Regions from separate parts of the Mus musculus genome. Here all the other regions are linked to region 2. A link is a loop called in an ENCODE intact Hi-C map of the cell type or tissue named here. Cell type or tissue: gastrocnemius. All regions are shown on one strand. Each heading gives the region's core, and the rest is flanking DNA. Links, peaks and the distances in the headings are about the cores only.

Region 1 (10,711 bases), core at 980-8,979, 230 kb after region 2:
TTACTCCCTAACCTTAAATGACAGGACTGGCATGGTGGCACACACATGTAATTCCAGCAGCATTCCAGACATGGAGGTAAGAGGGTCAACAGTTCAAAGTCAGCCTAAGCTGCAGAGAGACCGTGTTCTCAAAACAACAATGTAAGTAAAAAAAAAAAAAAAAAAAAAACAAACAAACAAACAAAAAAAAAACAGTTGGTAGATGCTTTAAAATAAGCTTTCAATGCAAACAGCACAGTATTTTAAGTGAGTGGCATGCCTCTGGTGTCAATAAGTAGAGGGAAAACACACCCAGGGAAAGAACAAACATTTCAAAGCTGTGTGACCATGTGAGCTTCCATGGTAAGGCTTGTTCTGTATGTTAGGAACCTGACGTGCTGCTATCTGGAAACACTGTACGATTTGAGTATCTGGTTGACTTTTATGCTGTGTGGTTTGTTTATTCACAGTATGGAGTTCCACATTTCTGGGTTATGCAGTGGTTTATGTCCGTGTCCTTGATGGTAACACTCATAAGGAACCTGGGATACTTTCACAAGAAAGGAGACACTCGTCCAAGCAGGATGCTCAGCCAGGCTCCCGTGTCCCTGTGAGTCTTCTGCTGTGCTCCCCTCTACATTGCCCAGAACCTATGGGTAAGGCCTATAACCTTCCTAAGGCCACAATCTGGAGAACTAGCCACTCACAGCATAAACACCAGCTGCTTTCAAACAGTGCTCTCTACTGGCTCTCACTCACACCTGTGCGGCTTTCCACTGTGGACAAGGAAAGACACAAACCCCTAATGCATCCACATTCTGACAATAGCGTTAGCACAAACAGGATTCATCAGGAGCCAGACTTAGCCCCATAGTGTGCTGAATGTTTAAAAGAATTAAGGCTGGTTCTTAACCAGGGAGGAATACTGTGAACAGCAGCGCCTGAAGCTGCCTCCTCCTACCAGCAGTACCTCTTCCGAGAGAGTACCTTTCCGTTAACCCCATCCCACTTCCTAGCATCTGTGACAAGTGTCGATTTCGTTGTCTGTTCTGTGTTTACCAATGCATCCCTATCTTAAGAGTAGGCAAAACTGGCAACAGACAACGAGGCACTATTTCCAGTGAGGGTGAATTTGAACCTTGCCCACTCTCTGGTTAGGCTTTAAGGAGCAAGTGCTTGCTGCAAAGCCACACCCATCTTGTAGCAGTTGGCAGCCACGGCCCAGCAACAGCAGTTTCTGATTATAGTTTTCCAGCCAGGCCCAAGTCTCCTTGCTCCTCACCCTCCAGAATCAAGAGAAAGAAGTAGAACAGAACGGTCGCAAGACAACAACCATGCACAATGGATGTCTCCGCACTTCGCCCACATGCCACCAGCTGTCGACCGTGCAGCGCCGCGGGCGCCACGCCTAGCCAGTGCGGCGAGGAGAGGACCTGAGACGTGCTGCAGAGAAAGGGATATAAGCAGCATCATTCATAGCCTCTAAAGAGCTTCTGCAGAAACCACGCCCTACCACGCGGTGTCCTCTCTGAGGCGGAGATGGGGTGGAGGGGACTGGCGCCATCGAGGAACAAAAGATGGGGCAAAGGGAAAAGGAGAGTGAGTGCTGCCACGCCAGGGGAGGATGATGGGGCAGGACGGTGGCACAGGTGAGGATAGGAAGAGAAGTGGGGATAACATTAAGAGGCAACTGAGGGGCTGTTTGTAGGGGGCTCACAGCAGTACCGCTGGCACGCACCTGTGAAGGGCCGGAAGCAATGAGGGGCTGCTTCGGGGGCAAGAAGCAGAAAAGGGGAGAAGCGGGGTGACCCACCACGTGCGGAGCCGGCGACAAAGGCGGGCACTCCATCCTAACTGCCGCAAGGTGCTCCCTGCAGCTCCCCCGATCGCATGGTGGAAGGGAACCAACACATCCCCACAAGGATGAGGAGCCAGGGAGGGGTTCGGCGATAAAATCTCACCTAGCTCTTTCATGTACTCCTCAAAGCCGTGGCTTTCCATCAGGCGCCACTTCCCTTCGAGATCCTTAAGACTGGCCATGGTGGGAGGGAGAGCACAAAAGCAGCAGAGACGCGGTGGCGAGGGCGCTGTTCCGCTCCTGGCGCCATCTGCGCTTATATCGTCCTTGGTGTGGGGGTGGTGTCGGGCAGCCAATAGGAGGCGCGCCTCAGCCTGGTACCGCCCCTCGCCACGCCCGGACTTGTGCGCCTTGGGCTGTGCTGGGGGGTCTGAAGGTGCCACCCTGGCCTGGCTGCGCCGGACTGGGACGTCACGTTTCCCGCAGCTCCTGCAAGCTGCGACTCGTCTGGCGCGCCCTGTGCCTCCCTTAGTGACAGCTGCGGCACAGTCCCGTGGGCCCAGGGATCACCCCCACCCCCACCCGCGCCATCTGAGGACAGCCTGCGCGCCGTGGTCCCACTGTCCTGCCGCCTCCATTTGCTTTTGATAAGTACCTGGGAGGAACAAATTAGCCATCGCTTGGCGCTATAGGAATTGAATGGCTGATTACTGAATTAATAAACTGCAATCTCCTTAGCCCTACATCCTACTCCCTCATGAAAGAACCTTCTGACCCCACCCTCCCGCCTCCTGGGGCCTCACTGGGGCCTCTTGGTTGTCTGTCTGTGCATGCTAGACAATCCTGGCAGCAGTCTCTAAGGGAGATTACAATGCTCTACAAGTTTGTTTTCTCCACTACACTAGCAAGTTTCAGCTTAGGTAACTGTCACTTCCTGAAAAATCTTACTAGCTTCTATTCCCCGATCAGGGATCAAAACTTTTACTTCCCTCCATCCTTTGAGGGTGGCTGGCCCAGCTATGAATTAGTAAATTGCCTAGAATATACTGACTATAAAAAAAAAATTATCACTTTGATATGCACTGAAGTCCCACAAAACATAAGGCTCCAAGGACAATCCGCTGACAGTTAGATGCCATCGCCAGTCACAGAATCTGAGTGTGTGGGGAGGGGAGGCAGGGAGAGATACAGGGAGACAAAGGGAGCACATTTTATGAGACAGTGAGAAGAGGAATTGAGTAAAGGTTATGGAGCGGTCATGTAGCCCAGGCTAGCCTCTAACTCCATATGCAGCTAGTAGCTCCTGACCATCACTCTCCAGCTACCACATGCTGACATTACAGGTGTGGCCAACACCCTTGCGGAAGTTGTCATTACACAGTTACTGATCCTCACTTTCAGTGTCATTTTTAGTAAGCCACCTGTGATAGTCCATGCTTTGTTAGGATTCAGGTTTGTATTAGATAATTTGCCCAACCACAGGCCAATGTAAATGTCCTAAGTCTGTTTGAGGGCAGCTGAGCCATAATTTTTTACTAGGTTGGATATATACAATAACTCTAAGTGAATTTACTGCAGTCACGCTGCCCTGCAGCTGAGGAAGTGAACCCAGGATGGAAGACTCCTTCAGATCCACAGCACCCACACAAAAGCTGCTGCTGTGTCTGCACCTAGAACTGCAGCTCCCTGGTACAGCCCACCCGGCATTGGCAAGCTTCCGGGTCAGTCAGAGATCCTGTCGTGGCAGACAGCTGATGTCAACTACTAGCTTCCACATACATGTGCACACATGCAGGCCCGTAAACACACACACATACACACACAAACACACACAAATGCACGACAATTTATACTTATGATTTTCTTTGTCTAAAGTACGTCCTTTCAAAGCTATCCAAAGGCCTGCAGCTTCTCAGACCAGCTCAAAATATGCCATACATACATGAAGTGCCACATTCTCTACTAAGGCCATACATATATTGATGTGTCCTGAGCTGCGACATCCCACTGACTGAGGCCATCAGTTCCCTTCTGTGTGTGGAATGACCTTTCTCAGACTGTCTTTTTTACAGAATCTTCCTGCCTGCTCCCACACCTCATTGGAGGTAACATGGGCTGAAATGAAGTTGTCGCCACCCAGACGGGCTATCACCACGGAGACAAGGTCAGCTTGTTGAGTTTCTACTGCTCCCTCTGTGGTCCTTCCTGGCATTTGCACGGATGAATTTTAATGCCTGCGATTCCTGAGGAAGTTATCCCAGTTTCACAGGAGAGGAGACGAGGCTAAGAGAGCCGGTGCTGCGGAGTAGTAGAACTGGAATCGCACTGAGGAGTTTCTCACGAAAGATCTTGTGAAACAGGACCACACCTGCCTGTCCTTTGTTCATGATGCTTATAAGGAAGCTAAGAGAAGAGGCCACAGCCACCCTGCCAAGACACTAATTATTGTATCATCCCTCACACAATTAAAATCTGACAAGCCTCTACCATGCTGCAAGAAGTTCCACGGCCTACATCCCCTTTATTACAAGTTTCTGTGTGTCTGTGTGCATGTGTGCATGTGTCCATGTGCATGTGTTATGTGAATATGTGTACACAGAACCACGACTGCAGTCTTTAGCATTCACACACTGTGTCCTGCGTTTCCCGATTTCATACATCAGTCCACATTGCAAATATTGGCTGTGACTGTTTCTGACATATACATTAATCTGACAGTATGGCTCCCATCTCACTACGAAGTTGCTGTTTTGTTCTTTCGAACATGCTCAATACTCTCCACACAATCGAAAGCCTGCCTTTGAAATAGATGCCGCCTTCAAACCTAGTAGTTACATTCAGATTTTCATGCGTCCCTGACCACAGCTCACACTTAGCCCACTGGCCATGTCTAGGGTTAGAAGCTTAGTATTTTCTTAGGCACATTCAGATGGCTTCAACAATGTGCACATTTCTTTCGGAATGAGCCCGAGTTAAGGGTCAGATTTGAAGAGGCCAACAAGAATCCATAGGAAAGGCCTTAGACTCTTGATTCACCTAAATCAACTCTAAGCATGCAGGTCTCTCCTTTGAAAACCGTAGCACCTGTGTTACTTCCTCCAGCTCTTCCTCCACTAGAGCTGCAGGGACGTGTCAATGGCCCGCTTAAGCAGGGCTTTCCACGGGTGGAAAGAAATGAAGGCTCGAGCGTTCCTTGAGGCTTTTCCTCTGGCCACCTGAGAACAGATGAGGCCCGCGCAGTTTCTGAGCTATCTATGCGCGACTCAGTTCATGACCCTGAAGGGAAAGGCTGAAAAATCACTCTATTGCCACCTAGTGGTAGTAGCGAAGTATTTCTCCCGGGCTTTATTTGATTAGCACGGATGGCCTGTGTTCTCATTTGTGGACACAGGTAGGTAGCTTTGGAACACGGAATGTGATTTCCTTTACAGACACCCTAGCAGCTGTTGTGTAAGCAGGTGCGTCTCTCACACGGCTCCTCATCCTTTACAATAATTCCTGAGGGCAGTAAGTATAGGTGGCTTAGCAATGTAGCTCATGAGAGAGAGAGAGAGAGAGAGAGAGAGAGAGAGAGAGAGAGAGAGAGAGAACACCACGGTAAAGAAATTATGGCACAGAATACCCGAAGTAATTCAGGTTTAGACAGTTAAGTATTCTCTAAATACCTGGCAAGATACATTTGAAAGGCAGAAGAGCTAAGTATAAAGTGGGATGTGTCTGAAGTAACACTTCTCATGTTTTAGTGAGAGACTGGACAAGTCTACAATTGGAACTGCATATTCAGATCCAGTAGGTCCAGAGCAGGGCCTGGACTCTTCTCATCTACTAAGTCCTTACTGGCGTTAAGACTGCTAGTCCAGGCACCGTGCTCCAGATACCAAGGTTGCAAAAGATGCCCAAACCCACACCTGTGACCTTGCCACAAGAGGCCACTCCCACCTCAGCACATGAAATATTTTTATATTACACTCTTACAGTGGTTCTGATTATCTCCTTATGTGAGAACAGTATCTGCTCTCTCCATCTCTGCATTCCACACATAGACACTTGACTGACTGTAGATAAAAAGTATTTGAGGAAAAATGAGTCTAATCAATTTATGGAGAGTTTTATCTTTTTGCTATTTCCTAAACAACACAGTGTAATTCTTGTTTTTATATTTAAACATCATACTTTAGTTTATTATAACAACATAGTTTGCATTTTAATAACACTATAACAGAATGATTTAAAGAGTTTGGAATAGGAAGTGGGAAAACCAAATTTTTTTTTAAAATTGCCTTTTCTAAGTGGGTCAATGGGACACATGTATTCACCAGCTGTTTAGTTACGACTGACTCCTACTGTGCACATGATCAATAGAATCGGAAAGCCTAACACCAATAACACATGTTGGGTTCCTTTGGAGTATAACAATGGCTCTTACTACTTTAATACCCAGAACGTTCAACTTAAATACCCACCACAAATAAAGAAGAGAAACATGGTGGAGTCAAAACTATAAAACTAAACGAGCTTTACGTCTTCCTGGTGACTTGTGTGTGCTCGTGCCTGCTCCATACCCTCCTCATCGCCTAACATGAGCCTCTTTTGTCCTCCTAGGTTTTATACTATGCTTACCCTTACCACTGTTTCTATACAGTCATGTATACATTAAAGGCTAGGATCTGCATATGAGGAAGAAAATTTGAGGTTTATTTTCTGAGTTTAGGTCACCTTGATAAGTATTACACTTTTCAGGTGCATCATTTTCCTGCAAATTTCATTATAATATTATACATAACTCTTCACATTGAGTTTACATTGCATTGGTACTTAGAGACAGAGTCTATGGGGGCTTATGCATGGGTCATATTCAAATACTATCTCATGTATGAGAACTGAGTATCAGCTGATTTGGTGTGTCTGTCTGTCTGTCTGTCTGTCTGTCTGTCTAACTCATCCTTTCAAGACTCCAGAAGACAAACAGGAAACAAATCAAATTGACTAAATGTATCTGATTCAGTCATTGAACTTTTTCCGATCTGGCAGGGGCAGCTGTTTATCTGTCCACTTTCCAGGAGGCCTGAGCAAAGGCTGCAAATGGCATGTGGAGGTGAGCAGGTTTGAGCCTGCGTCTGTTAAAGTTTAATGCCTCCCTGAAGTTGTATAGCAAATCTGTGAACTCGCCTAAGTCTGGCTTGTTCTACTGTTGACTTGCTTTGTTTACCTCGCTTCTAGTTAGGGCTTTCCTATAAGAAAAACCACAGAGCTGCTTCCAAAGGGAAACTGTAGGATTTCATTGCAGATACATGATAGACCTGCATCTTGTCAGTTGTCCTCAGCTGAAATCCTCAGCTGAAACCAAGGCTCAGAAATCAGCCTCAGACACACCAAGAATATAAAACCCCACAACTGTCAACGTATCAAGTCCAAGACCTCTGACTAGCCACCATTCACCAAATAAAGACTCTTGTTTTAATTGTCATAAGGTTGTTTCTACTTAAGGAACTTTTAAAAATAGACATAAGAACTCTCTTTTTACATAAAGCAGTTTTATTCCTATACCACCTGACTAGCACGACTTGCCAGTAAAACTTACTTGTTGCTTAAATAATAGATCACAAACAAATAAATGGTTGCTAAATGAACTGGACTAGGTAATGGCCAGAAGGAAAGTGAAGCACTGGAAAAGTCGGAATAATTAAAGGGTGAGTGGTTTCAAGATAACACGGATGCTCTAACAGTTCCGAATCAAAGGTTTTTTTGCACAAGGTGAATATACTCTTGACTTACACATAAGCCCCTACAACCCAGACATGTGTATTCATGGATATTACATTTGTTACCTGCTCATGGTCACAGATTGTAAAGAACACATAGCCCTGGCTAATTGTTTCATGTCTCATATGGACAGTATTCTAAGTCTTAAAGACACAGTCCTACCAGGCAAGATAACTTCTCAATCTCTCTGACACTGCCAACTCCCTCAATCCAGCATCCAGCTAAATCTCCACTCCTAAACCTTGGTATATACTAAATTCAGGTTAGGACCACATTTGCTCTTTAAAACTTTCAAATACACACACACACACACACACACACACACACACACACACACACACACCACCCTCTATACTATTTCTGTATCAGAAGAAGTCAAGTCTTTTCTTGTCAATTACACCTTTCCCTTATTTCAGGACCACTACCTGTATATTTTCCAATGAGCTACTGATTTTACCCAGATAACTTACTGCCCAGGTACACTATTAAATTCTTTCTTTGATAGATCTCTACAATAACTAATAACTTCTCAAACTGGATCCACTATACCCAGGGGACTTCTTGTTCCTAGTGTACTAATCCTGATGGGTCAGGCCCACTGTTGCTTTTTCATTTTATTAGCTAAGGAAGACTCATGAATACTTCATAACTTCTGTAAATCCTATCTCTCATCTTTTTAAATTGGCAGTGGGATGACTATCCCATAAGCTTTTAGAGGCATGCACAGAGCTACATAGCCAGTGTGTAAGATGACTCTGTGCTCTGCTGAGTGAGCCAGGAGGTTGACAGATGCTCTTTCTTTCCTTTTGCATGCATATTCCGGCACTTCTTGTCTCTTGTTCACCTCTACGAAACACACAGACACATACTCATCAGGACGTGGGAACAGGTATGCTTGGCTCTCCTACACATTACGTGTGCCAGCTCACCTCTTCTAGTCCTACACACACCTGTAATCGTATCCCGCTTGAGGGTGAGACAGGAAGACTTTGGTATCGTCCTGGGCTATGTAATCTGTACCCAGCTCAGCCAGGGAATCATAGCAAGAGCCTGTCACAGAATAGTTGGAATGTGTGTGTGCACACATGCACGGGCATGTACACACACGGGGGTGGAGGGCAGCGTTTGAGTTTTGAGATGCAAATATTTTTATCCTACCTTCCAAATTAGACTTAAATAGACTCAAAACTTTTCCAGTGGAAACAACCATTCTGCCTGAAACATGAGACTGTAGGAATCCGTCTACTTAGGAAACAGATATGGTTCGTTAAAAATTCAAATTGGTTTCTTGTGATTCACAGTGGGTAGTTTTTTGAGAAACAATTGTTGCAGAAAGTTGACCATATGTGCTGCCTGGCTCAATGGACAAATTTTTGTGCGTACATTTCTTAGGGTCAAAGCTAGAACCTTGAGCATCTTAGGCAAAGCACCATACTCTTACCTACATCACCAAACCATTATCATGTATTTTACAACTTCAAAATACATAGCTTTTCTTTCCAGGGTTACCAAGTATCAAGACTTATGTTCAACTTCCTTTTCAATGCTCAGGACCACAAAGAAGTCCTTAAATGGATCCTAAATATGTCCAAAATCTCTATTCAGTCACTTGTGATTAGAGCTTACTGCTTGAGTGAGCTTCAAACTTCTTTCTTTCTTTCTTTCTTTCTTTCTTTCTTTCTTTCTTTCTTTCTTTCTTTCTTTCTTCCTTCCTTCCTTCCTTCCTTCCTTCCTTTCTTTCTTTCTTTCTTTCGTTATGTATATATCTTATTAATTTCTTTTTATTAAATATTTTCTTCATTTACATTTCAAATGCTATCCTGAAATTCCCCTATACCCTTCCCCCACCCTGCTCCTCAGCCCATCCACAACCACTTCCTGGCCCTGACATTCCCCTGTACTGGGGCATATGATCTTCACAAGACCAAGGGACTCTCCTCCCACTGATGGCCTACTAAGCCAAACTCTGCTACATATTCAATTAGAGACACAAGCTCTGGGAAGTACTGATTAGTTCATATTGTTGTTCCTCCTATAGGGTTGCAGAACCCTTTAGCTCCTTGCGTACTTTCTCTAGCTTCTTCATTGGGGGCCCTGTGTTCCATCCAATAGATGACTGTGAGCATCCACTTCTGTATTTGCCGGGAACTGGCAGAGCCTCACAACTATATCAGACTCCTGTCAGCAAAATCTTGCTGGCATATACAATGGTGTCTGGGTTTGGTGGTTGCTTATGGGATGAATCCCTGGGTGGGGCAGTCTCTGGATGGTCCTTCCTTCTGTCTCTCTTCTGAACTTTGCCTCTGTAACTCCTTCCATGGTTATTTTGTTCCCCATTCTAAGAAGGAACAAAGTATCCACACCTCAGTCTTCCTTCTTCTTGATTTTCATGTGTTTTGCATATTGTATCTTGGGTATTCTAACTTTCTGGGATAATATTCACTTATCAGTGAGTGGATATCATGTGTGTTCTTTTGTGGTTGGATTACCTCACTCAGGATAATGCCCTCCAGATCCATCTATTTGCCTAAGAATTTCATAAATTCATTGTTTTTAATGGCTGCATAGTACTCCATTGAGTAAATATACCATATTTTCTGTCTCCATTCTTCTGTTGAGGAACATCTGGGTTCTTTCCAGCTTCTGGCTATTATAAATAAGGCTACTATGAACATAATGGAGCATGTGTCCTTATTACCAGTTGGAACATCTTCTGGGTATTTGTGCAGGAGAGGTATTTCTGGATCTTATGGTAGTACTATGTCCAATTTTCTAAGGAAACACCAAACTGATTTCCAGAGGGGTTGTACCAGCTTGTAATACCACCAGCAAAGGAGGAGTGTTGCTCTTTCTCTACATCCTCACCAGTATCTGCTGTCACCTGAATTTTTTATCTTAGCCATTCTGACGGGTGTGAGGTGGAATCTCAGGGTTGTTTTGATTTGTATTTCCGTGATGATTAAGGATATTGAACATTTTTTAAGGTAGTTTTCAGCCATTCAGTATTCCTCAGTTGAGAATTCGTTCTTTAGCTCTGTACCCCATTTTTTAAATACAGCTATTTGATTTTCTGGAGTCCAACTTCTTGAGTTCTTTATATATATTGGGTATTGGTCCCCAATTGGATTTAGGATTGGTAAAGATCCTTTCCCAATCTGTTGGTGGCCTTTT
Region 2 (10,711 bases), core at 1,117-9,116:
GTTTTATTTCTCCTTTTAGATCATATTCTGCACGTTAGATGCTCTCAACATATTAATAGAAAAGACAGGATAGATACGGTCACGTCACGCAGACCTGTGATACCTTCACGCCGGAAGCAGAATTATTGAGAATATAAGTCTAGGCTACATAGCAATACCTCATCTCATTAAACCAAGAATAAATAAAGAAACAAATCAATGGATACAAATTTATGTAAATAATTTTATTAATGTTGAATATTTTCTATCTAGTGGATCCTTGAGAAAGTAATGTCCTACTTGAATAATTGGGCTGGTAATAGCCTGAAATGAACAATAAATGTCAAGACAGATGATAGACTGTACTTATCAATTAGTCTGGCTCACAGTCTCAGAGGCATCAGCCCATGACTGAATGGTTCTTTTTATTTTAGGCCTGTGGCAAGGTAGGACATTGAGGAAGGGCGTGTGCACTAAGCAAAGCTATTACACTCAGGGGCAAAGGAGCAAAGAGAGAAATGGGGATTCGAGGGGCTCAAATCCCTTGAAAAACAAGCCCCCAGTGACCTTATGCCCTCCAGATGGATTCTAGTCCCACCCTTCCTATCAGCTCTGCAGCCTGGAGACTGATCCACCATAATCACATGCGAATTTGGGCCTAATTCACAATCCACACCTTAGCACGGATTGGTTTTTGAGCTGTGCTTCAGCAATAGTTACTGTATTAGACATTTTTTCTGAGTAGGTTCATCTTGGTGAGACATGTATAAAGACATAGACTAAAAGTCAGAGAGCTTAAATACTTACTGTAAACACCCTCAGCTGATCAGTACCAGGGCAGCTACAAACTAAGCTTGCAACCTGAACATTCATGTTCTTCAGTAGTGATTCGAGATGCTTCCCCCAAAATAAAACTCATAATTATTAGAGTTCTTTTGGTGTCTTTGTGTGTAATAGCAGTCATACAGTTCAAACTGTGAGTGCTGGCAAGGCAGTTCAGCAGATAAAGACACTTGCTACCAAGCCTTAGGATCCCTGAAAGTCTCCCTCTGACCTCCACACACATGCTTGTTATATGCGTTGTATGTGGGTGCACACACAGCCACATGTATAGAATAAATAATTGTAGCTAAACATTTTAAAACCTGAAAGTATTAACTTGGACTTGTAATGCCTGAGAAATCCAGCGTAACCTAAACTCTCATGTCCTGGAGGGATCAGGAAAACAACCTGCCTCAGCTGCACATGCAAGAGTAGAGATAGCGAACTTTGACTCATCAGTCACCCACGTGAGACAGTTTCCAGGAACTGTTGTTCAGTCCACCTCACAGAAACCACCCGATCGAAGGGCGTGAGGCATGAAATTGGGTGCAGCGAAATAGAGAGAGAGAGAGAGAGAGAGAGAGAGAGAGAGAGAGAGAGAGAGAGAGAGCGCTCCTAGGCGTCAGATTAGCAGTTACAGCAGCTTAGGGCTTTGTCTGTTAAAGACTGTTGGGTGTTGCGGGTATTATATATTTAGAAAGCGATTACATTGACAGAGTGTGGCATGACTCTTAACACTGGGCAGGACTCTGGGGATCTCAGAGTAGAATTCTTTAATCAACAGAGTAGAGAACTGAGGTGTCCCAGAGAGAGGTGCCAGGTTTCCTTTTGTATTGTGAGATCTTCTCTTAGCAAACGCTATCAGCCATTTCACATCCTTATGGACAAAAGCAAAGAAAGATAGAACCACAGCTCCAGACCACTTTAAGCAGAATTGGTTTATTATTATTATTATTATTATTATTATTATTATTATTATTATTATTATTACTATTATTGACAGGGTCTTTCTATGAGGCCTCAGACTCTCAGAACTCTCATCTCCCAAGCTTCTTGTATGTGAGGACTACAGATGTGTATCACCACAGCTGGCTAGATTTGGGGGCATTTGGAGATGGAATCTCAGTATGTTGTTCCTGCTGGCCCTGAATTTCTGGATCAATCTATTCTCCTGTCTCAGTCTCCTGACAAGCTGGTACACATGGCCTTGACCAGAATCGTTGATGATACAGTTATATAAATAATAGTCTAAAGCCAGTCTAAAGTCAGGTACAAACAGGGGTCTTGCAAGATTTATGGCAAAAGAGCTGGGCCTTCCTCACTCAGGGGATGGCGCTTCTTTCCCTAAAACTTGTCGCTTAATTTTAATTACTAACAGTTATCACCTTTCTAGCAATGGACCTCTCATCCAGTGTATAAGGTCAGATGCCAACAAACAAACAAACAAACGAAACAAAAAACCAAACCAAATCAAACAACAAAAACCAAGTAGAACTCCATTCTGCTGCTCCATTGCCAATGCAGGCTCCAGAGAACACCTTGAAAATTACCTTTCTCTCACTTCTTGTCCAATAGTCCTGATTTTCTGATGGCTCTCCACCCAGTCTTTTCAGACTACAATTTACCTGCCACACTCATTGCTAGGAATTAGATATTTTTGCATCCCATTGCTCTAACAGTGATGCAGACACGGAAGAAGACACAATTATTGTGTAAAGTTGTGGTGAAGTAAGGAAATAAAAATCACACCAACTACTTCAAATACAGGTAAGAAGAAAGAAAGAAAGAAAGAAAGAAAGAAAGAAAGAAAGAAAGAAAGAAGGAAAGAAAGAGGGAGGGAGGGAGGGAGAGAGAGAGAGAGAGAGAGAGAGAGAGAGAGAGAGAGAGAGAGAGAGAGAAAAGAAAGAAAGAAAGAAAGAAAGAAAGAAAAGAAAGAAAGAGAGAAAAAAGCCATTACCAAGATACAGTTCATACCCAATAAAGCTCACTTGTTAAAGTACACAGTGAGATGGTATACTTAGCATATTTATAAAACTGTCAATCATAATCTAATTGTAAGACGTCATGATCACGCCTTCTCTGCCTGCAGAAACCTGTATTACTATGAATCGACGTGTATTGCTTTTCTTGATTTAGAGTAATAGATTTTGTGGTTCTTGAACACTGAGCACCCAGTTGTCCAGGGTGGAGCTCTGTGAAAGACTGTCCTGTGCTTGAGAGTCCTTGCTTTGTTGACTCCTTTATGGAGAGACTGAAGATGTTTCAAAACGACGAGGTTCTGAACTGTTCGGAACTGCAAACACTGTTAATTCAGAACGGCCCAGCCAGAACTCCTTGTAGCGCCCCCTACCGCTGCAACATTGTCTTGCGCTGTCTGTTTCTTCCTAGCAGGTTAAAAGGTATGCTCCTCACGCCCATCTGGTATTAGCTCTCAAACACATCGTAATGAACAAGACTTAGGCTGGAAACAGCTCAGTGGAACAACACTTGCCTAGCAGTTCAAGGCCTTGGATTTGACCCCTAGCACCAAGTAAACATAGCATCCTGAGGATGTCATAAAGAGAGAGCCTCGCATTCCTGACATGAGCGTGTACCAGTGACGTGCCCCACACACAGATGAGGGCTCCAGGGGCTGTACCAGTCAGTAATGTGCAGGATGTGAAGATAAGAGCTTTAGGGGTTGGGGACTTGTTTTCAGTGCCGTTGTGGTCACAAGGGTCAGGGTTTTCCTTGTGTCATAAACAGCTAGAACACGGGCAAAAATATTTGAAGCAGATGTTTTTGAAGATTAGGTAGTAGGAAATCCAAGACTATGATGTCTTAGGAGAGGAAAACATTTGAAATGGGCCCCACCGTAGACACAGCTTTTTGCTTAGCCACAGCCTTAATGGTAGTATTGAGACCCATGGCAGTTTGAATAGAATTTTAAGGCACCCAGGAGAGGTGGGAAGGGTTCTGGGAAGGAGTGTGGCTACAGAAAGGGGAAAGCCACAGTCAGTGCCTAGGGTTCCATGTGTATAAACACAGTGTCAACTTCAGCGAAGCCAGGGAACAAATGGCCAAACTGCTGCGGAATGAACCCTCAACAGACCTCAGAGAGGGCAGGGAATAAAGCTGAGGCTGGGTAGAGCAGACAGCGCGAGCACTCAGGAAGAGCCAGAAGTGACTTGTCCTGGCAGTAGAGCTAAGAGTAAAAGCTATGCCAGAGCCAGCTTAAGTAAGGTGAGTTGTGCTGGAAGAGTTAAATATGATCTAAATACAGTGCATGCTTTTTATGAAAGTCTACATAACTAAAAAGGTTACAATAAAATAACTTTAAAAAGAATAAAGAAAAAGAACAATGAGCAACACTTCTTAAATGAAGACCATAAGCATGCAGGCAGTCAATAAGACTACACTTGTACCCATCACCAATCCAAAACTGTTACACAAGACAAGAAACAGCAAACAGAGTCTATAAATGGAAAACCATCTTACTTTGAAACAGATCCAGATATGACAGCAATGATGGAATTAACGGACACGGACTTTAAGTTATAAATATGCTCAAACACTGGAGGATTTAGTGAACCTAGGCATAATGAGATTAGTGGAAGGTGACAAGCCATCTAGAGCTAAAGCCAATAGAATATTAGAAAGAAACACTTGCAACATAGGTTAAAAATGGTTAGACCCCTAAGAAAGAAGTTTGTGGGTCTGAAGACACAGTAAAAGAATCTACAGAGCCTGGCACAGACGGAAGTAAAGACTGGGCAGTGCTTTGGGCTAAAGAGAGCCGCTCATTCAGGTGTAAGCATTTCCCAGGAAGCCACAGTCTATGACAATTTGATATGAAGGTGCCCTCCTTCCAGGGTGGGATTGCAGCTGTAAGTCCTTAGAAACCCCTGAAAGTGGTGGTGTATCAGATAGTGTGCCACACCAGCCAGCAAAAATTCTTGGAATAATCCAAATTTATAAAAGTCATTAGAAAGGAAAAATAAATATGTGACTGCTTGGTTTTACTATCTGTGACACAGAAAAGATTTCTTTAATGTTTCTCTACGTTTATAGATAGTTTACAAATTAATTTGCATATGACCTTATGTTATTTTAAAACATCAATAAATTCCAAGGAGGAGAAGAAGGTCGTTTGGTTTTGTTTTGGGTTCACTGAGCTCTCAGGAGGCAGAACAAGGCTTTGCCTCCGGTGAAGTGCTATACAAATACTGGATATGTGGATCAAGGAATTTCTCTCAGGCTTCCTTAACCATGAAGTAGCATTTCCCACGAATTTCCTCAAGGTGGCGCTATGTACGGTAGTCAGGGTCACCTGTATTATTCATAACACAGCCTTGATATCTGAACCGTTTCTCTTGTATCCTTTAATCTTTAAAGAACTTTCCCATCTTTTTACTTTTGAATCTGTCATGTTCTTGCTTTCACCCCATGCTAGAATTGAACCTTGATTATTGGCTATGCTAGATGCATTCTGCATCTCATTTTCCTTGGGTAAGTACTTGAAACTGGAATGACTAGGTCATGAACACACACTTGAGTTAACGAACGTGCTCTCAGACACTCCTGCCAGCACTGTGTGAAATGTCAATTTTATCGCCTCCTTGCCAACAGATGGAATAGCCTTGTCTTTGATCTGTTCTAATAGGTGTCCAGTCATGCCAGTCTTTTCTAAACATCAATTTCTTAGGTTTGATATGTTTTTTCAGTTTCTTACAAATTCCCCAAAAACTTAGGAGGTTTGTATATAAAGGCAACAACATGTCAGTGAAGAAAAAAAAATAGGTTTTCTATGGAATGAATGGAGTAAAATAATAATTACGTGTTTTCCAAAACGTTTACTCCCAATGTAAGGTTCATGTTTTTAGCGTAAGCCTTTCCTTGTTCTTTCACCTCCCTGACGGATCCTATCGGGAGTCCTCAAATGACAGTTTGTTCTGGCTCCTCCGAAGGCTCTCTGTCTTGGTATCTCTTTCAAAGCAAGGCATTGCAGGGTAAAGGTCTAGGTTAATCTCAGTAGTTTCCAAATCCTGGCTGAGCTCAGGCTCCGCCGGTCCTGGGGGATGAGATGTAGGCAGCTGTAACAGGATGGGGTGGGGTGGGGTTGGGGTGGAGTAGGGTGGGGGGAGGGTGGGGTGGGGTGGAGTAGGGTGGGGGGAGGGTGGGGTGGGGCTATCAATGCAGCTGTTATTCTGGGAGGATTTTCTCTCCCACTTATAAAACTGTACAGATTTTAGGTTTTTCTTAAATTCAAACATTTGCCAGGAATGGTACTGCTCTGCTTTGGAAAAAACTGCCGGCAAAGGCCTCTGCATTTTCAAACTCCTGAGTCCACACAATTGTCAAGTCAAGAGGAAATTAACACAAATATAAAATAAGTGTATTGACTATGACAGACTAAGACAGTATTTGTCAACTCTGTGCTCACCGAGTAAATATCTTTTAACTTTTTATTGATTCTTTGTGACTTTCACATCATGCACTCCAATCTCACTCATCTCCCTTTTCTTTCCTATTTGCCCTCTGCCCTTGCAACTTCCACCCACCAAAGGAACTTTAAAAAACAAACAAACAAACAAACAAAAAAGCATAGAAAACTTCTCATTGTAGAAACTGTAGTGTGTCACACCGTGTCCCGTAGAATCCTTTTATCCATACATCTTTTTCTTATGCTTAGTCATTTTTTATTGGATATTTTATTTATTTACATTTCAAATGTTATCCCCTTTCCTGATTTCTGCCCCCCCCCCCCCACTCCTACCCTATCCCCCCTCCCTCTGCTTCTATGAGGGTATGTCTCCATCCACCCACTCCTGCTTCTCTGCCCTCTCATTCCCCTACTCTGGGCCATCAGGCCTTCCTGGAATCAAGGTCCTCTCCTCCCATTGATGCCCGACAAGGTGTTCATACATCTTTGCTTGCAGATGTGCATTGCAGTGAGCTGTTGGTCTGGCTCAAGTCCTCTGTCTTCTGCTTCGCTATCAATTGTGGATGCTCAAGGGGACTCCTCTCAGATATCCTGCTGTTGCCCTGTGTCATGGAGGTCCTGCAGCTCTGGATCTGCAGGACCCGCCCCTTCATGTGCTCCAGCAGTTCTTAGATGAGGTGAGATTTTGGAGTGGCCTCACACAGTACTGGATCCGGGTTTGTGTGGTAGCTGAGTTGGTCAGCCTGCCAGCTCTCCCACACCAGCATCACCAGGGTGAGCTCTCCACACTGCCCAGGCTAGCTCACCCAACGCTGCAGCTGGCCAATCTCTTTTGCTCTCATGTCTTTGGGGCTGGCTTACCAGAGTCTTTGCCATTAAGACTAGCTCTACTGTGTTGCCCAGTGAGGGCAAAGCCAGCTCTCCCAACTGCCTCAGGTGCTGTTGGGGGGGGGCATCTCTCCTGTGCCCGTGCCACCTCACAGAAGGCTCTCCCTCCCTCATGTCCTCGGAGCCTGCTTAACCCCAACCCCAACACCATGACCAGCTCTATTGAGCTGCCCAGACGAGGTATAGGGCCCACTGCCCTGAGTGAGAGGTAGGGGCCAGTTCGCCAGAGTGTCACAGCAAGTAAGGGACAGGGCCAGCTCTGCACAGCCTTTGGACATAGCAGCCCAGACCAGGGATGTCCACAGGGTCTTTAGTGGTAATATGAGCCACAGACATTGACACAGACCTCTGCTGCTGAATGGTCATGGGTCCAGCCATGGACTGGGACTTCACCATGACCTCGGGTGGCAGTTCAGGCTACTCACAACAGGCCACTCCTCCCGACCCTCGTGTCTCCAGTTCTGCCTCTCTTCACAGTGCGCTGGCTGCTCCACTTCTTTCCTCCCACCGCATTGTAGCGGTTCCTGCTGTGGGCAGGACACATGATTGGTGGGCCTCTGGATGTCCCCACCTCATGGTATGGCAACAGGCAGGTCTCACAGTGTCCTCCTATCTGAGCATTGTGGTGTGGCTGTGGGCGAGCCTTTGTGTGTCTACACCCCACCTATGCCACTGTGTGTAGCAGATTCCAGATGTCCATAAATATCTTTTTTTTTTTAAAGAAAAAAATATATTCAACTGATTCCTTAGATACCATTGCCTGTTCCAAGGTCATAAATAATTTATTCTATTTTGGAAGTTCTCAACCTTCCTAATGCTGTGACCCTTTAATAAAGTTATACATTCCTTTAGTACAGTTTAATATATTCCTAAATGACCCTTTAATACAGTTCCTCATATTTTGGTGACTCCCAAAATTGTTTTTGTTGCTGCTTCATAACTACAATTTTTCAGGGCCGGAGACATGGCTCAGCGGGTAAGAGCACTGACTGCTCTTTTGAAGGTCCTGAGTTCAAATCTCAGCAATCACATGGTGACTCACAACCACCCGTAATGAAATCTGACACCCTCCTCTGGTGCGTCTGAAGACAGCTACAGTGTACTTATTTATAGTAATAAATAAATCTTTGGGCTGGAGCAAGCAGGGACTGAGTGAGCAGGGTTGACCTGAGCAAGCAGAGGTCCTAAATTCAATTCCCAACAACCATATGAAGGCTCACGGCTATCTGTACAACTACAGTGTGTACTCATATACAATAAATAAATAAATAAATAAATAAATAAATAAATAAATCTAATAAAAACTAATTTTGCCACTATTATGAGCCATAATGTAAATATCTAATATGCGGGATACCTGCTATGTGGGTTGTGACCCACAGGCTGAGAACGGCTGTTTTCTTTCTTTTTCACCTAGTACTCAAATTTAGGAGATAACATGGATCCAGATTCAGGAAGCACTTAGAAAAAATTTGGGCTATGAACAAATGAAATGCTACTAAGAGACATCCATTGCCTTATGAATCAGAGTGGTCTTATGGTGTCAGAGGCGTATTGGAGGAATGACAGCAAGCATAAAGAAAGGACAGCAGGGCTGTTGATGGGGCTCTCAAAGAGAGCAATGCATTGAGCTGCAACTTAGCGTGGACGTGTGGAGCTCAGACTCAGCTCAGACAGTGTCAAGGGTCATTGACAATGACCTTTCTTGGCCTCAGGGTATTTCGTGTAGCCTCTGAAGGTCCAAAACACCAGGTAGTCAGTCCACTTGCAAACTAGAGGGATATTTGCCACTGACACTTGTGGTAGCACAGAAACTCTGTTGCTATCTGCCTGCGTCACCTGAATCAAATCCTCAAACATTTTTATGCCTGAGTAAAAATGCAATGACAGTTATGGTGTCATAGTGTTCTTGAGAAGACTAAGACATTAACACACGTAGAATGTGTCCTGGTACTTAGGACATACTATCTCCACCAGACAGCAGCTATGACTTATTACATCTCACCTCTAATGGAAACACAGAAACATGATGAGTGAATGAGAGAATATTCCAGACTCAAAGTGATGAAGTTAAAGTCACCCGTCCTTAAATGACCTGATCCACCTAACTGTGAGCTGTGAATCGTTCCCTCCTCTACCCCTCGTTCATATTTCTAACTCTGTAGCTCTACCACTGTCGTTAGTGTGTGCTTTCTGTCTTTCATTCATTCTTTTCCTTTCTTTCCTTTGGTCTTTTTTTTTTTCCAAGGGGGCAAGAGATTGGGACAGGGTTTCTTTGTGTAGTCCTAGCTGTCTTGGAACCTGCTCTGTAGACCAACCTGGCCTTGAACTCAGAGATCCACCTGCCTCTGCCTCCTATGTGCTGGAATTAAAGGAGTGTGCCACCACTGTCCAGCAATACCCATGCTTATGTGGGTTCTGAGGCATTGAACTTGCATCTTCACACTTCCAAGGCAATCTCTTTACCAACTGAGCTATTTTCCCTGCCCCTCTACGCTACTTTTATGAGCGTTCTTCTGCATCTTTCCTGGGACTTTGCTTCAGTTCGCTCATGCCTTTGGCCCTTTTCAGGACTCTATGGTTATGTGCTCTCCCCACCTTTTCCTTCTTTCTTCCCTCCTCCCTCGCCTTCCTTTCTCTTCTCATCGGTTCTCACACACTCCAGGCTGGTTTCAAACTCACTATGTAATCAAGGATGACTTGAAGTCCCAGTCTTTCCTTCTCTATCTCCGGAGTGTTAAGATTGCAGGTGTGGTCACCATGCCTGGTGAACAGAATGGTGGGAATTGAGCCCACGACTTCATGCATGTTAGGCAAACACTGAGGCACAATACCAGACCCGATTTAATTAATTCTTTCAATATGATCTTTGCTAGTTGGGGCATAGTTTAGAGCTTTCATAACATGGAAACACAATGTTTCATTTCTATTACTTAATTCATGTTTCCAATTCTGGGATGCCTGCTAACATTAGAACTACTGAAGTAGGAGAGACTTAGGGCAACAATTGGGTCTTAAGACCCATAATTTTCAGAAGAATCTGTCATTTAGACAGATATGCCAAAGCATAGTGTTGAAATAAATATTTTATGATTAGAGATGATAAGCTTGGCACTACGTTTGCCTAACAGCAGCATTAGAAGAGGCCTTGTCGATTTGTTACAGTATCATCAGCAGGAGATTAAAAACCCCAGGTTACCATTGACCATTGTGCCATGTTTCCATTTTATTTTAATTTAATTCTGAGTTTAATTTCGTTATTTTAAAACTAATTTACAGAATTTCATGAAATTATAAAACATTTATAATTATTATTTTCTTTTGAGAATAGAAATAACATTATTAAAAACTCATATGGAATGTTAAGTATATTGATCAGGGGGATGACTGAAAATTCGTATACTTGCATAATGGCCATTGCGATCGCCAACGTCATCAATTCTTACATAGTCACTCAGTGTATTCATTCATCTTAGTCCCTGACAGTTTCATTAGGTTCCTCTGAGGCGCGAGCAAAGTGCTGGTCACATACGATGAGAACTCAGATGCTAGCTGAACCAGAGAACACTGGGAAGTCACAGCATTGCTATACACACAGCT
Region 3 (10,711 bases), core at 884-8,883, 180 kb after region 2:
GAAGGGGATAGGAAAAGGATTGTGTGAGAGGGTGACCACAAGGGGGGTAGTGAAGGGGATAGAAGGTGAATAAGTAAAAAATAAAATAAAATTAAATTAAATTAAAGTCAATAAAAGAATATAAAGACAGAGAGATAGAGAGAGAGAGAGAGAGAGAGAGAGAGAGAGAGAGAGAGAGAGAGAACATCTCAAACTTAATGTACTCCAAAGTAGGCCATACATAAATTCTTATTTCTAATGGAAATAAGGGTATACATATATACATGTGTGTTTTTTTTATGTGTAGTGGAATTTCCCCCTAATAAATAAAGATTACAAGAAACCAATCACTGGGCGAGGAGGCGGGGCTTCCAGGTCAGGAAGAGGAAGAGAGAATGCAGGAGAAAGAAACTTGGTTTTTGAACTGTGGGAGCAAGGCAGACACAATGTGGGAAGCCAGAGGCTGTTAGGCAGATCCTAGCGGGTCTGTCACCAGAGGATTTCTAGCATAGAATAGTTTATAAAATTAGGATGCTAGGTTCTGTGCTCAGAGATTGTATTATCTGTTGATTCTAAACTAAGATTGTGCGTTTTTTCCTTCATGTGGCGACTCAGCTGGGTTCCAGAGAAAGATAATTGCAGCCGCAGGAATTGGGAACTGCAGGACGGGCATTGCAGCAGCCAGCCAAGAAGTATAGAGAGTGATTTCGGAGCTCTGAGTCAGAGAGCCAGACTTAGTGGGACAGGTTTTGGCTACAAGGAATAATGCAGTCTTAGCCTGTCTCCTGGGCTGGAAACAGACCAAGACCACCAGCCGGTGCCTAGTCAGCATTAGCACAGATTTAATATTTCACACAAATATATATATATATATATATATATATATATGTGTGTGTGTGTGTGTGTGTGTGAAGTTGCTTTCTTTGTGATATATATATATTCCATATCAAAACTGTCGAGAAGTACTCTATTGTCTTTATACTCTTCTCCTCACATACAAGCAGTAGTAGGAAGCTGAATCCACAAGATAGGGAATGTCAAGACTTTGTCTTTGAGGAGAGTTATTCATGGATCTAAAATCTCTCCTTAGGATTTACATAACTGACTAGTAAACTATCACATCCAAACAATTATATTTGAGGTACAATATGTCGTAATGTCCACTCTTACCCAAATTAGCATACTATTATAATCTCTTATAATGCTTTTCATTTTTGTGAGCTTCAGAATGTACATGAAAGATATCCTAAGAATGATAATTGTTAAACCCAATTTATATGAGAGTAATTTGAATGGACAACAAAGAAGAAGTCTGGAAACACAGTGATTCGTTTACTTTCTATGAGGAAAAATTGATGGGTTGAGATAGTGCAAAGGAGGCAAATCACAAAGAAAGCAACTTCTGTTGTGTTATCTTTTGAGGATAGGAAAAACATATTCTTTCTAGGTTATTTTGTTTTGTCTGATTTTTGTTTTTTTTTTGACATGTGACAGGAGATATATGTCTTCATGATTGACAGAGTTCGGGATTAGGCAAGTTTCAAATGCACAAGGCTCCACATTGCATCTGAGCTTAAAGGTATGTTAAGCTAACAGCCTATGTATGAACTTTAGATAAAACTTTGCCCCATAAAATTTTTTCATATGGGATGGTGGCATTTTAGTCAAAAGGAACCACTGTTCATAGGGAGAGTAATCGCTTAAGCTTAAGCTACATCAGAAACCGAGTAAATAGTTACAGCTATCCACAAGCTTTATGGATAGTCCAGTTGTTTAAGTAGCCTCATAATCGGTCACTTTACAGTGTGAAATGGTGTCCTAGGCTACCGTTCTGTCTGATGTTGCTTTCCTTTGTAAACACCTATTGCCAGCAGGTCTGTAGGTGTACCGCTTCCATGCCACCTTAGAAACAAACACACCCAACCTTTTATATCATGCTCAATAGTATTTTATCTTGATGTATTAACCGCTCCTACCACCTGGTAACAACCATAATGCCAACATCCAGGAAATGGGGTCATTGCCTTTCTAGTCTGGCTTTATTTGGCCTTGGACTCTGTAACACTGAAAATTTTTACAGTAACCAAAGAAAACAAATGGTTGGAGAAAATCAGCTGAAAATACTGTTTTACAACACACATAAATGTTACATTTTTAAATGGTCCAGCTGTCAAGACTTGATGGTTAAGAAGTCATGTTGAAATTTTTCAGATATCATGTCTCTGATGATGAAGTCAGAAATCTTGCTGTTGGTCAGTGGCTCTGCAGGCCGAGAGGACATAACTAAGGTGTTGACCGTATAGGAGCTAAACTCCCCAACAGGAGAGTCACATCCTGCTGACATACACAGTGAGTGCCTTCCATCACTTTGGCGATCAAGATTTCACAATCTGCTTTCCACCAGATCTTATTTGTGGTTTTACAGTTTCTGGTCAACTGTACTTAGAAAGCTTAAGTACTTGTTAAGTACTTGTTGTAGCTTAACTTCAACTGGTCAAGTTTATTAACCACAGGGTTTTTAGTCTGCAGCTTTCTCAACAACAATTAAACATGGACTAGATTTTAAGCATCCAACCAACCCTGTCTCTCTAACTTACTTGATTTTACAACTTTGCTTACTTGTGTTTGTCTGACAGTGGAACATCTCAAATAGTTTACCCACCTTCCAAGTCCCAACAAATTAGTTTCCAATTTAGTCTTTCAGCAGCTGAGTGACAGCCTGAACTCTAATTCTAATGAGCCAAGTGGCTTTATGAAGCTAATATTCCTAAAATATCAAGCATGATCTTATGAGATTCTGTTTGGAACTACCTTTGCAAAGTTCCAGAATAGAACTAATGCTAATAACAAGTGTAGACAGGCCATACTGTGTCTAGAGCCCAGGAGATATTTGGTCTGTTTCTGCATGCACTTGAACAATGAGTAAGCCATGCCAAGCCTCATTTCCCTAACATGAAAGAGGGGAAATTGATCATGCCTAGAATCCATAACGGAGAAATATTTTAACACCTCAGCACCTTTACTTGGAAAACAAAACTGTAGAATGAGAGTGGAGTCTGTTTCCTTATCACAGCTAGTGCGCAGGTGCCTGATGATCTTTCTGTGGGCTCCTCCAGCGCCCCGGCTGACAGGAGAAGCTGCCTGGCACCTGTGCAGTGAGGAGGCAGAGGAGATGGTGCTTCCAGGGCCAGACTGGATGCTGTCTCAGAGCCTCCAGTTGCTCAAACGCAATGCTTCCACTTGGGCGTTTCCTTGATTTTAAGATTTCTTTTTTGTTCCGTTTTTTTGTTTGTTTGTTTGTTTTGTTTTGTTTTGTTTTGTTTTTGTCTTGTTTTTGTTTGTTTGGTGTTTCTATTCTGAGACAGACTCCTATGTTAAGGTGAGCTAAAATGTAAGTACATTCAATATAAGATTTTGTACAGTAAGCCATGATAACCAGAGCATATTTTATTTCATTTTTTCCTTTTAGTGAAAACAATAAAAGCTTATTCTCACATAATATAGCATGATCATGGTTTTCCTCTACCCCTCCCAATCTCTCCGGACCTCCAACCCCCACATCCAGATCGACTCCCTTTCTGATTAGAGAAGAACTGGCTTCTAAAACATAATATTGAAAAACTATCACATCAAAGTTGTACAGGACAAACCAACCGAAGGAAAAAAAACCCAAAAGAAGGCACAAGAAATGGAGACCCACTCATTCACACACTCAGGAATCTTTTTTTTTCTTTTCCATTTTTTATTAGGTATTTAGCTCATTTACATTTCCAATGCTATACCAAAAGTCCCCCATAGCCACCCACCCCCACTCCCCTACCCACCCACTCTCCCTTTTTGGCCCTGGCGTTCCCCTGTACTGGGGCAGATAAAGTTTGCATGTCCAATGGGCCTCTCTTTCCAGTGATGGCCGACTAGGCCATCTTTTGATACATATGCAGCTAGAGTCAAGAGCTCCAGAGTACTGGTTAGTTCATAATGTTGTTCCACCTATAGGGTTGCAGATCCCTTTAGCTCCTTGGGTACTTTCTCTAGCTCCTCCATTGGGGGCCATGTGATCCATCCATTAGCTGACTGTGAGCATCCACTTATGTATTTGCTAGGCCCCTGCATAGTCTCACAAGAGACAGCTATGTCAGGGTCCTTTCAGCAAAATCTTGCTAGTGTATGCAATGGTGTCAGCATTTGGATGCTGATTATGGGGTGGATCCTTTCATCTCAGCTCCAAACTTTGTCTCTGTAACTCCTTCCAAGGGTGTTTTGTTCCCACTTCTAAGGAGGGGCATAGTGTCCACACTTCAGTCTTCATTTTTCTTGAGTTTCATGTGTTTAGGAAATTGTATCTTATATCTTGGGTATCCTAGGTTTGGGGCTAATATCCACTTATCAGTGAGTACATATTGTGTGAGTTCCTTTGTGAATATGTTACCTCACTCAGGATGATGCCCTCCAGGTCCATCCATTTGGCTAGGAATTTCATAAATTCATTCTTTTTAATAGCTGAGTAGTACTCCATTGTGTAGTACAGCGTCTGCCCCAATCCAATCGCGCGGAACCTGAGACTGTGGTAAATAGGGAAGCGGACTACCCGGGCCTGACCTGGGGCACAAACCCCTTCTGCTCCACTTGAGCCCCAAGGTACCTTGCTAGCGGAGTCTCACCCAACACCCGCAAGGGCCCACACAGGATTCCCCATGGGATCCTAAGACCTCAGGTGAGTGGAACACAGTGTCTGCCCCAATCCAATCGCGCAGAACCTGAGACTGCGGTAAATAGGGAAGCAGACTACCCGGGCCTGACCTGGGGCACAAGCCCCTTCCGCTCCACTCGAGCCCCGGGGTACCTTGCCAGCGGAGTCGCCCGACACCCGCAAGGGCCCACACAGGATTCCACACGGGATCCTAAGACCTCTAGTGAGTGGAACACAACTCCTGCCAGGAGTCCAGTTTGAACACCAGATATCTGGGTACCCTCCCTGCAAGAAGAGAGCTTGCCTGCAGAGAATACTCTGCCCACTCATACTAAGGAGAGAGCTACCCTCCCAGGTCTGCTTATAGAGGCTAACAGAGTCACCTGAAGAACAAGCTCTTAAGAGAGACTCAGGAATCTTATAAAAACACGAAACTGGAAGCTGTAATATATACACACTGGACTGGGGAAGACCTGCGCAGGCCCATGCTGAATGCTTCAGTCTCTATGCTGGAGGCTTCAGTCTCTGTGCTGGATGCTTCAGTCTCTGTGAGTTCATATGAGCTGTATTCATGCTGATTTAGAAGACCTTGTGTTCTTAGAATCCTCCATCCCCTTTGGCTTTTACACTCTTTGAACTAAAGATCAGATAGTCCAGAGACCTAGGGTAGGCAAGACCAAATACTACGGGTTAATAATGATAATAATGATAATAATGATAATAATAATAATATTAGTAATAATAATGTAGTGATAAAATGAGTCCTAAAGACATTCTCCTACACAAACATAGAGAACAAATACAGGGAGCAAATACAGCCAGACCCACAGCCAGGCATTACACAGAGAGTGAGAGACCTTGGAACACTCGGCCAAAGGCAGGATGTCATCACACCCCTGCCCACCAAGCTCACGGAACCAGAGCATGCATGCTTACTTTTACACCCTTGAGGCATTTGTGTGAATACATATGACACCTAGTGGTGGGAGACCAGGCAATGGAATACTCAAGGAAAGAGAAATAGGCCTGGCCTGCTGGAGAACAAGCTACAGAGAAGGAAGTGCATTGTAGAATAACACTCATCCGCACAGGTGTGTTCCTCTCAGAGCCGTCATGGAAAAAGAAACAATTAGAAAAAGAACATACAAGAAATCAAATGAATCTGGAAACTTGCCACCTACAGAGAAGGAAGAAATTCATCCACATATATTTTGCCCACTTAACTAAAGGGTGGAGACTGTGCTGACCCAGCACAGCCCAGAGATGCACAGAACTAAGGCCTTCTCCACCAGGGCCATCAGCATCTTTCAATTCCTTGGGTACAAACATAGTTTTAGGAAATGTTTTAGGAACAACAGTGCCACGGGCATTCCTTGCCAGAAGCATGTAGACATGTTTTGTGTCTTTCAATAATGTCAGAACTACTGGATAATAATAAATTCATAATTTCATTGGCTGCATTTGCCAAGTCGTCCCGATTCTGAGAGCTAGCCGCTGGCAAACATTATATTTTATTCCAAATTACATTATTGACATTAACCCTATGATCACATATTACACATCACCCAGTAATTGTGTCTACCTATAGACATTGATATATGTATGTGTATATGCGTCTGTGTGGGCTAGAAAATGGCTACCAAGAGACTACAGCAGAGCTCACAGAGGCCTTACTGAGAAGCTGGGAGAGGAGGCTGAGATACAGATGCAAAAATCATAAATCTCTGTTCTTGGGGGAGGAGAGTAAGCCACAAGGTCAGAGTAAAGCTGAGGTGAAGAACTGATGCACAGTGCTAAGTCAGTGAGGGCAGTCACAGGTGTCTGTCTGTCCACCCCTTGCACCCACAAGACAGTCCCAGGGCAGGTTGTTGGGAGCTGCTGATATCAGCGTGTTAGGTGGCCTCCTCTTGATAGAGTCAGGTGAAAGTGTCATACAATTTCCTTGGTCTGGTGTGTTCAATATATTCTCAAGCCTGGTCTTTCTCATACGGTGTTAATATGCCCATCAGTCCCAAATTGTTACTTTTACAAAATCACAAGATGGAAAATGTCAACCGGTGCCACATGGGCAGTGCTGGATAAATCGTACATTTTCATGTGCAAGGTCCAGGGACACCCTGCCTCTGAATCTGCAGTTGAAAGATAGTCAAATGCTGGTTGTAACATGCAATCTCCCAGCGTGGTTGGAAAAGTCTCTCTTACACAGCCTTATCTCCTTACGGAGAAGGCTGTAGGCAGGGCTTCTTAGAACAACAGAGAGACACTAAAATGACCTGTGGCTCAAGCGATATCACTTTAAAGATAAAACTCCTCACTGTTTATGGTAATGATGTGCATGTGAGCGCATGTGTGTGCATGTGTGGGGGTCCTTTTAAATAAAAACACTATCTCATCTCTACAAAAATGGTGAAAATCAGAAAGTTACTTAAATTTAAAAGGGATACACAGTGATCAAATGGATCTTTAAAACAATAGGTTGGGGTGAGCGAGGAGCAGCCTGGGAACTAGGGAGTAGCTTTAACAATATTCCCAGAGGATCAGGGAGCCTTCCTTCAGCTCATCCCCAGCTTCTTCGCATGTTGAAGATCATTGTAGAAAAATATTAAATAACAGATCTACTTGCTCTGTCATCTGCTTCCCTGCATGGATTGAATGTTCCATCCTTTGAAACAAACCATGATCTACTGATTAGACTTCCACCTAATGACTATTACTAGGTGGAATTAGGTAAGTCGCCTTTGGAAATATACTTACAGATGCCAGCACAAGTCTTTTATATGAAAGGTGGTCTTGTTGCCATGGGAAGTTATTACTAATCTCTGTAGTTGGACGGGTTTAGAAGCTCTCCAGAACTGTTTCCTGTCCATCTCAGATTACTCATGCTGTTGCTCTTCTTCACTGATGTAGACAGACAAGACCTGGGAGACTCGCTAATCCACTCCAGACATTGAGGACCGTCTGAGAATTGAACTGGCTCAATGCAGACGCAAAGCCACTCTCAGGACTCTGGAGCTACTCCATCAACAAACAAACACTCTAAAATCGAGTTCTTAGACCCCAGAGGCCTGGTAAGCAAGCTTCCATAAGCAGGCAGAAGAAACCTTTCTACATGAAGGCTTTTCTTGAAATCTGTGCAGAACATGAGATTCTGTGCAGACTCCGCCATTGGCCCTCCATGTGCCATTGGGCAACCACATGGCTCATTATGTCTTTCGATCTTCCTCTTATAAAATGAAGGTACTTCTGGATATGATCACAGTCAGCTATTGGATGGGTCACACGGCCCCCAATGGAGGAGCTAGAGAAATTACCCAAGGAGCTAAAGGGAACTGCAACCCTATAGGTGGAACAACAATAGGAACTAACCAGTACCCCGGAGCTCTTGTCTCTAGCTGCATATGTATCAAAAGATGGCCTAGTTGGCCATCACTGGAAAGAGAGGCCCATTGGACTTGCAAACTGTATATGCCCCAGTACAGGGGAACGCCAGGGCCAAAAAGGGGGAGTGGGTGGGTAGGGGATGGGGGGTGGGGATGGGGGACTTTTGGGATAGCATTGAAAATGTAAACGAGGAAAATACCTAATTAAAAAAAAATGAAGGTACTTTGCTCTCAAGAGTGGGAAGCTTTAGTTTTTCCTGTATATTTTTATGGAAGGTGCATCGGCACACCTCCATCTCACCTGTGGAGGTCAGAGGACAGCCCATAGGAGCTCATGCTCTCCTTCCCCGTGAGTCCCAGGAGTCAGGCTCAGCTCTTCTTTACCTTCTGAGTTGCCTTGCCAGACCTGAAATTCCTTGTTTTTAAAGTGGCTACTTTTTCTTGTTTTCCTTGTTTCCAAGGACACAAGAAGACAGTGGCTAACCAGAGATGACATTTGTTTGCCCTCAGATATGAGAGCCCAGCAAACAGAAAGACATAGCTGTGGGTTATTAAAACAAACAAACAAACAAACAAACAAATGTATTATTTTAATTTAAAAAATCATGGTTAGCATCATATGGAGCTATGATCACTATTTTATCACATTTTAATGTCTTAAAAGTTAGCAACCAAAGGCTGAAGGGGAACAGGCTTATAGACTTAAGAATTCTTAAAATATAATAATAATAATAACTGTTATATTTTATATTTATAATATAAATACATTATTATTTATAATATAAATATATTAATGTTCAAAATATATAAATAAGATGTAATGATCATTATTATTAAATTTGTTTATTTAGTGATTGATTTTTCTCTGGACAGGGTTACTCTATGTAACCCTGTCTGTCCTGAAACTGTCTTTCTCTGTACCCTAGGCTGGCCTCAAACTCACAAATCCATCTGCCTCTGCCTCAGAGCACTGGGATTAAAGGTGAGCACCACCACTGCCTGGTGCAAAAAAATTATTTTTAATAGTGCTAGATATTTCAAGAGTAATTCAAATATGTTATTTATATGAATGTGCTTTATTTAAGGTTCTTTCCAGCTCGTAAAACCCAATATTCTATATTTATCTCACCAGATGATGGAAACCATGAGGATATGACAGCTCCTAGGTATGGTGGAGGAGAGGTTTATTGTAGTAAGGGGATAATACAGTACGAGAGGAATCTGAAAGGGTCCAGACTGAACCACACGATGAAAGATGGGGGCTAGGGGGTAGCAAGAGAGGAAGAGGAGAGAGAAGGAGCAAAGAGAGCAACTGGAAACCCAGAGACCTAGTGAACCAAAATGGCTAGCCGTAGTTCTCAGCCTGTGGGTCACAACCCACTTGGGGTTTCCAAACAACCTTTCACGGGGATCACATATCAGACATTCCAAACACCAGACATTTACAATACAATCTGTAACCGTAGAAAAAGCACAGTTAAGACATACAACAAAAAATAATGTTATGGTTGGGGTTACCCAACGCGCGGTCACAGCATTAGGAAGGTTGAGAGCCACTGGTAAGGTTTGTAGTGACCCAAGGCTGTGGGGAGGGAATTCCAGCCTAGCCCCTGAGCTAGAGGGTTTAGGGGTAGAGCGTAGGGCAAGTCAGCCAGGATGACTCTGTCTGTAATAGGTACTACTGAGTAGGGACTAAGGCAAACTCACAGCCAGAGTCACTTTGATCTGTTAAATCGGCACCACAGTTAGCCGTGTGAGACAGATTTCTTTTCTACTATTTGATTCCATGATCCATGAGATGCAAGCAACAGTAATGAAGATGAGGAAGCAAAGAAATTTAAGAACAACAACAACAACAAAGTTCATTATTTTTACCCTTTTAAATTTCTAAAATTTACTTGATGAGGAAATACTAAAGAGCAGGTAACCTGGAAACAGCAGTTAACCAGGAGACAGGAGCCTTGAGCAAGGTAGTTACCAGGGGCTAGCGAATGTGTCTCTACTACTGGTTTCTAGAAGCATGGCCCTTTCTCATAATCTGGCCTGCCTCCATTCAGGAGGCTCCCTTGCTGGGCATCAAGCACTGTGGCTGGATGACCAAGCCTGTGTGTTTACAGTGCACTTCTCAAGGACAAGGACATGTTGAAGTAAATGCTGCTGAGAGACACTTTGTGCACTTGGGGGACAAAGTGGTTCCTGTTGTTTGTTTAGCTTCTGTACTGACGGTGAGAGCATGCGTGCCCTGCACACAATTCAGAGGAGCTGCTGCTCTCCACCAGTGGGCATTTCAGCCCCGGGGCCTGAAGATGCCAGTGGAGAACTCAGGCGCCTCCACTGCCCAAGTACCAGGAAACTCAATTTAAAGGGCTGCACACTCATCTAATGCTTCAAAGTTCCTTCTCCCTACGCCTTAAAGCTGCTTTAAGGCAGTGAAAAACTACGAGAAGTGAGCAGCGCAGAACGTGCAGCAATTAACGCTCTGTGGCCATCCTTGCTATAGCTCAGTTTGTAACCCCAGTCTGCCTCTGCCAACTTGTGACTAGCAGAGAATTACAGACCTTTTTAAAGATCTAAGGCACATATAATAGACAGGTACTATAGACGCTAACATGTGTTATACTCACAATTTTTCCTGTTTGTCCTGATAATGTGTTTCTATGCC

Evidence for each region. Peaks named below come from ENCODE experiments on the same cell type or tissue, not always from the same donor. Only the 100,000 strongest peaks of a DNase experiment are listed, where the experiment ranks them.
Region 1: a loop joins it to region 2, with 2.6 times the contacts of the local background. A loop is called at or near these places in 29 of 42 quality-filtered maps.
Region 3: it touches region 2 in a loop (6-fold over the local background); 11 of 42 quality-filtered maps call a loop at or near these places.

Annotation. Positions count from the first base shown.
Region 1 is chr3:10,003,948-10,014,658 of GRCm38, reverse strand. Fabp5 (fatty acid binding protein 5, epidermal) reads right to left here and starts at 2,074. Exons shown (of 4, transcript NM_010634.3): 1 at 1,941-2,074. The coding sequence starts at 2,019. In gastrocnemius, for the core only: CTCF peaks have their summits at 2,068 and 5,097 (motif pointing left); DNase peaks (open chromatin) are centred at 1,483, 2,132 and 5,068; H3K4me3 peaks cover 1,806 bases; H3K27ac peaks cover 1,571 bases.
Region 2 is chr3:10,234,409-10,245,119 of GRCm38, reverse strand. Fabp12 (fatty acid binding protein 12) reads left to right here. Exons shown (of 5, transcript NM_001357160.1): 5 at 1-911. Among named protein-coding and RNA genes, the nearest start is that of Fabp12, 14 kb to the left of the region's middle. In gastrocnemius, for the core only: CTCF peaks have their summits at 3,144 (motif pointing left) and 5,085 (motif pointing right); DNase peaks (open chromatin) are centred at 3,146 and 5,070; H3K4me3 peaks cover 857 bases; H3K27ac peaks cover 3,379 bases.
Region 3 is chr3:10,054,801-10,065,511 of GRCm38, reverse strand. It overlaps Gm33365 (a long non-coding RNA gene), which reads left to right and starts at 1,177. Exons shown (of 4, transcript XR_387544.2): 1 at 1,177-1,558; 2 at 2,191-2,328; 3 at 7,577-7,737. In gastrocnemius, for the core only: a CTCF peak has its summit at 5,644; a DNase peak (open chromatin) is centred at 5,616.